2 separate regions of the Homo sapiens genome follow, and region 1 is linked to region 2. A link is a loop called in an ENCODE intact Hi-C map of the cell type or tissue named here. Cell type or tissue: HepG2. All regions are shown on one strand. Each heading gives the region's core, and the rest is flanking DNA. Links, peaks and the distances in the headings are about the cores only.

Region 1 (2,927 bases), core at 314-2,813, 96 kb after region 2:
GAGATCGTGCCACTGCACTCCAGCCTGGGTGACAGAGTGAGACTCCATCTCGGGGGGAAAAAAAAATGCTTGCTAAGTAAAAGTTCATAGCTGCAGTCGTAGGCATTCAAAAATGTTGGTTGAACAAATGAACACATAAATGTCTCCAAAGTCCTAGTGCCATTTCTACCAGACCAGATAGCAGTATTATAAATTCTCTTTCTCCCTCTCTCCAGCACACACACACACACACACACGCACACACACACACACACCCCAGACACCAAACCACTTTTATAAATAAGTTTTGAAAAATTCCGTAGCTTTTCCAAATTATAGTTTTTAAATGGATGTTAAGCAATTACATAAAGTGACTAATCTTAATTTTAGTGGAATCTTACTAAGAAATGAATATAAATAATGTCCCTTATTGTTTAGCAATTTACCATAACCTTTTCTAGCTATATTAGAAGAAATTCATTTACATTTCAATATTCAGTAGCCTATAATAGATATTTTGTAGACATAGTTTAGCTTTTACTATGAACCTTTTTATTTATAAAATAAGAGATGTTTTTGTTTGAAAAAATTTTTGTTCCATTCTTGTCATATTTCAATCACTTGGATGTATCCTACCTTTTTCACTTCCTCTTTCCATGAGCTATCATTCAACTTTCAGTTTCACTGACAGGGCATCACGTTCCTTCCTCCACATTCTCTCTCTAAACACCATGTTTTGCTTCATTCCGACAAAGCCTAAGCTGGGTGCAGTGGGTCACCCCTATAATCTCGGCACTTTGGGAGGTTAAGGCAGGAGGATTGCTTGAGCCCAGGAGTTCAAGACCAGCCTGGGCAACATGGTGAAATCCCATCTCTACAAAAAAATTTTAACAATTAGCCAGGTGTGGTGGTGCACATCTGTAGTCCCAGGTGCTCAGGAGGTTGAGGCAGGAGGATCACTTGAGCTCAGGAGGTCAAGGCAGGCTGCCACTCCAGCCTGGACAACACAGCGAGATCTCGTCTCAAAAAAAAAAAAAGCCTGAAGGTTATGAATTAGTTTTAAGTCACAGGCACTGCACTATTGCTGCAATAAATGTTGATGAAGCTATCAAACTGCTGCATCTACTCGGAATGCTAAGTAAGCTCTGCCACATCTAAGTATGAAAAACTAGAATGCTTAAAACAGGAAGGGAAAACACTTTCTTAGCTGTGGAACAAAGTATCTGAAATATGCAAAGAACAGTTTTACACCATAACCAGCTTTGTCTATCACAGTGGAAACAGTAACTGAAAAGTCCTGCTATCAATAATCAATATACAGCTTGCATGGAGCACCATCCTTTTTTTTGTACACAATTGGAACTACTCTTCACACTGAAAATGTTTGTTAAACAAAAGTCATGTAATTACAAATTACTGAATATAATAGACAGTAGTTTTTTATAATTATTCAGCAAATAATGCCCATTATATAAAATACTGAATAACTTTAAAAAGTATACCTAATGCAAATTTACATGAGTAATAATTTTATATTAAATATACAACTGTCCTCTATTTAATTCTGTTCACTTAAATTACAATACTTCCTTTACGTGCCATGAATAATTATACTTGGAAAAAAATGAAGTCATTTAAAATGGAGTTAAAATAGTTTGGTTCAACACAAGGACAACCTATGTAGTGCCATCCTCGTCAAAACACTGCAGAGGGAGCTAGCCCAGCTCTGAAAATATTTACTTAATACATAATGCAGTAATGTCTCACATCTCCCAGGGTCATGCTTCTTGCAACATCAATACTGAGGAAATAGCTGAGGACCCAACAGTAAACCAAAACAACCAACAAGCAGCAGAAAAACTAAACTGCCCTAAAGCCCACTGGGCAGGCTACACTGGCCTCTGTTTTTGTTTTGTTTTGTTTTTTGAGACAGAGTCTTGCTCTGTCACCCAGGCTGGAGTACAGTGGCACAACCTCGGTTCACTGCAACCTCCACCTCCTGGGTTCAAGTGATTCTCCTGCCTCCACCTCCCCAGTAGCTGGGATTAGTACCTGCCACCACGCCTGGCTAATTTTTTTGTATTTTTTAGTAGAGACGGGGTTTTGCCATGTTGGCCAGGCTGGTCTCAAACTCCTGACCTCAGATGATCCACCCACCTCAACCTCCTAAAGTGCTTGGATTACAGGTGTGAGCCACTGCGCCCCACCTGTTTTGTTTTTTATACTTTTTTCTTTTTAGAGATGGGGTCTCACTACATTGCCCAGGCTGATCTAGAACCTCTGGGCTCAAGCGATCCTCCCACCTCAGCCTCCCAGTGTTGGGATTACAGGAGTGAGCCATCACACCCCGCCTAAGGTCTTTGTTGTTGTTGTTTTTTCTTTTTACATAGTATTCTGTCAACCTCAGTTCTGGGTTCCTTAGTCGTAGCAAATCTAAAACAGCAAATTAGGAAAAGAGGCAGATGAGGAGTAAGAGCATGCCCATAGCAATACGAACTAACAGCAAGGAAAGAATAAGCACAACAAAAACAGAAAGGAAATCTATAAAATGTCTAACAATATAATCCCAACTATATTATACACTCTGCACTGAAATAGCAATTACAATTCCAGGCCTACGCTAAAATAGGAAACCTAGTTATTCTGTGCCTCATTTTCCTGTTCTGGATAATGGTCATACACTATAACATGTGTTTAATATAATGTATTTGATAAGCCTTTATGTTTTTTAAAAAATGGCATTTGAGGCTGAGTGCAGTGGCTCATGCCTGTAATCCCAGCACTTTGGGAGGTCGAGGCAGGCAGATCACTTAACGGCAGGAGTTCGAGACCAGCCTGGCCAACATGGTGAAACCCCATCTCTACTAAAAATACAAAAATTAGCCAGGCGTGGTGGTAAATGCCTGTAATCCCAGCTACTTGGGAGGCTGAGGCAGGAGAATCGCTTG
Region 2 (2,927 bases), core at 157-2,656:
CCGTGGTAACTCTAATTTTCATACACTGTCTTTCTTGTTTGAGTTCCATACTGACTGCGTTCCATACTGATGATCCAATGGGGAAGCCAAAATCTTAGGGGCCAAATTCCTCCATGCAAGCTGAGGAAGGAGGTTAGGAGGACACAAGAGGGTTGACAGTCACAGAAATTGGAAAAGGAGGAAATTAAGAAGTAAATATTAGTTTTAATTTAAAATTAAAGAAATTATTTTCATTTGAACAAAACAAAGTTTAAAATATTGTGCTTAAAGTCTTTAATACTAATGTAGGATAACTATTCTCACTTAATATTTCACATTTTTATATTAACCTCTACAAAATCAAAGTAAGGAAAAGTTTTGCTAACATCAGGTGATTAACAGTTAAGTATGTGATTAATATCCAATCAAAATTTATATAGAAAAGATTTTTTTAAAATGTTATCTATTTAATGATGAAAAACTGAAAATCCTTTACATACTACACATACATGGACATGTTTCATACACAGATGGTATGATGATTTTTAAGACAAAGTATCAATGTACAAGATAAAAATAAGGACAAAGTCTATTACATTGAAACAACCATTTTAATTTACTTTGCACTGAAAAAGTACACATTTTGTATACCTTTCATTAGACAAAATCTCAGGAGGCACATCTTCAGGTTTTCTGTCTAATTCCTTTTCTTTAAATGTTTGTTCTTCAACTTCTCCTTGGTTTTCATTTCCATTCTGTTTAAGTTTGTGTAAAGGAAGAGAGGAGAAGACAGAAAGAAAACCTGTCAACTTGGAAACAGCATGTCATTCTTCTATATTGGTATGAGATAAAATAGAAACCTCTGTGCACAAAATTGATACTGGTTGGTATAATATTTAACTACACTCGAGATTAGTGTTATCAAAAGAGGATAAAACATTCTCGTACACAAATAAAAAATTTTAATGGGTTCAAATTATCCATGCTGTAGTGCAACAATAAAGTTTGTTAGGTTCTCTTTGGTGAAACAATACTTGCTGTTAACAGAATGTCAGATTCAAATTACCTTAAATGAAATGTAAGGCATTTTGACTCCACCTACCTTACACACATGCAGTCACAAATATGTTAAGCTCAGTACCTATAAAAGAATACATCTCATACCAACAACAAAGACAAACAAATCCTACTGAATTGGTGATCCATTGCTCCTAGGTGGGGCAAAGTCCATACTACCTGTGTTTGCGTACTGCTGTTGCGCAGCTCACAACACAGCTTCTCTCTTCCAGCTAAAGACAGCTGCTTTAGTGCTTCCAGCTCCTCTAAAAGCACCCTCTCTCTCTCTGAAACCAGGTTTTCATTATCTATGGAGGATCTCTAAATAAGAAAAAAGGTCATGAAAGAATACTGTTTGTGATAGAGAAAAAGGGTAGAAATATTAAGCAGATTTCTTTTAACCCCCGGGACCAACAGGCCCTGGTTCTACTTATGATTCATATTCCATCGTAAGGGGTTAAAAGTATATACAAAGATCAATGCAAAATTTAAAATATTTTTTAAAAGCCAATTAAGTCTATATATTCAGGAATTTGTGCAGTTCAATTAATTTTTGTCAATTTTGCATTGAAAATTAAGAAGTTTGAATTCACAAAATGCAATGAAGAAAAGCAAAGTTAATTTTTCCAAATAATGTTTTATGCTCAGCTCCCAATTATCTTATTATTTTATGTTTGAAAGAATACTGTTAATAGTTATCTCTAGATATTTATTATCTCTCTTAGCTTCAGTTTTCAAAATTAAATTCAATAAGTTTTCATAAGAACTTCTACATAAATATTTCTTGCTTTTCTGCAATGGTTTTGTGAGTATATTTTATACAGCAGTTGACAAGAATCCAGCTCCCAAATACCAAGAAGTATTTAAATTTAGTCAAGAAAGGGATAAGAATGTTAAATAAATTTGCATTTCTCAAATCAAGAAGAGATGTTTCCCTGGAAAGAGTTTCAGAAGCATACTACTTCCGATTTCCATTCATGATTAAAAAGATGGATTAAAGACAGATAAAGGTAAACCTTCGAGATGCTAATTGGTGGACTCACAAAACTATAAATGAAGATAGTAAAACTGAATGATAGTAACTGCATAATGGAGCACCTCAGCACAATGTTATTTCCAAAATGTCAAAGTGAGTTTGCTATATATGGCTAATGGAATGATTTAAAAGAAAAAAACAAAACCGTGTAGCCACTTTTCCAGTGCTTGAAAAAGGAGTTAAATAAAATGACAGAAAGACAATGCCCACTCCAAGGTTGAGATAGGTGTCCCTAACAAGATCTAAAGCTGCTGTCTTAGTATAGAGTGTGTTCCTGATGCTAAATATATGTAGTTTATTCAGATTTCGGCAAAAAAAAAAAAAAATTATGGCTACATAAAAAATACTGTTGTTTTAATTGGGGATCTGGTTCAAGTTGGTGTTTGGAAAAAAAAATAACTGGGGAGAGAAAGGGGACTACAAGACCCTTACCTGGGCTAATTGTCTATTAAGTCTCTTAATCTCTTCTTGTAGCTGTTCCTGGTCTTCTCGCTGTCTCTCCATTTGCCGCATATGTGCTTGCCTTAACAATTCCGTTGCCTGTTGATGTTCTTGGTATTGTCGTACAAGTTCCTGTCTCATATCTTCCAACTGTTCTTCATTCAACATTAGTTGTCTAGAAGCATCCATGCTTGACACTGAAATCTCATCATGAATCTTTAATAGTAAAAAAAAAAAAAAAAACAATTCAACCATAACACATTTTGTAAAAATCTGTCAGCATTAATATTGTAAACAAATACGAAAGCAATTCTATTCCTTATCCCATAAAGCATGTGATATTTTATTATTAAACAAAAACATAATTTTTAAAATGGTGTTTTTCTTAATTACAACTCTAAAACAACATAAAGCT

What was found. A loop is a pair of places that touch in the nucleus more often than their neighbours do. Peaks named below come from ENCODE experiments on the same cell type or tissue, not always from the same donor. Only the 100,000 strongest peaks of a DNase experiment are listed, where the experiment ranks them.
Region 1: it touches region 2 in a loop (3-fold over the local background); 10 of 110 quality-filtered maps call a loop at or near these places.

What each region holds. Positions count from the first base shown.
Region 1 is chr7:91,944,485-91,947,411 of GRCh38, reverse strand. All of the region lies in intron 1 of AKAP9 (A-kinase anchoring protein 9), which reads right to left. Among named protein-coding and RNA genes, the nearest start is that of AKAP9, 5.1 kb to the right of the region's middle. In HepG2, for the core only: a CTCF peak has its summit at 1,681; a DNase peak (open chromatin) is centred at 1,751.
Region 2 is chr7:92,040,475-92,043,401 of GRCh38, reverse strand. It overlaps AKAP9 (A-kinase anchoring protein 9), which reads right to left. Exons shown (of 50, transcript NM_005751.5): 18 at 2,504-2,728; 19 at 1,216-1,356; 20 at 631-734. Among named protein-coding and RNA genes, the nearest start is that of CYP51A1, 93 kb to the left of the region's middle. RefSeq lists a silencer at 1,073-1,367 and an enhancer at 1,073-1,367. In HepG2, for the core only: no CTCF peak of the experiment used is centred there; a DNase peak (open chromatin) is centred at 1,191.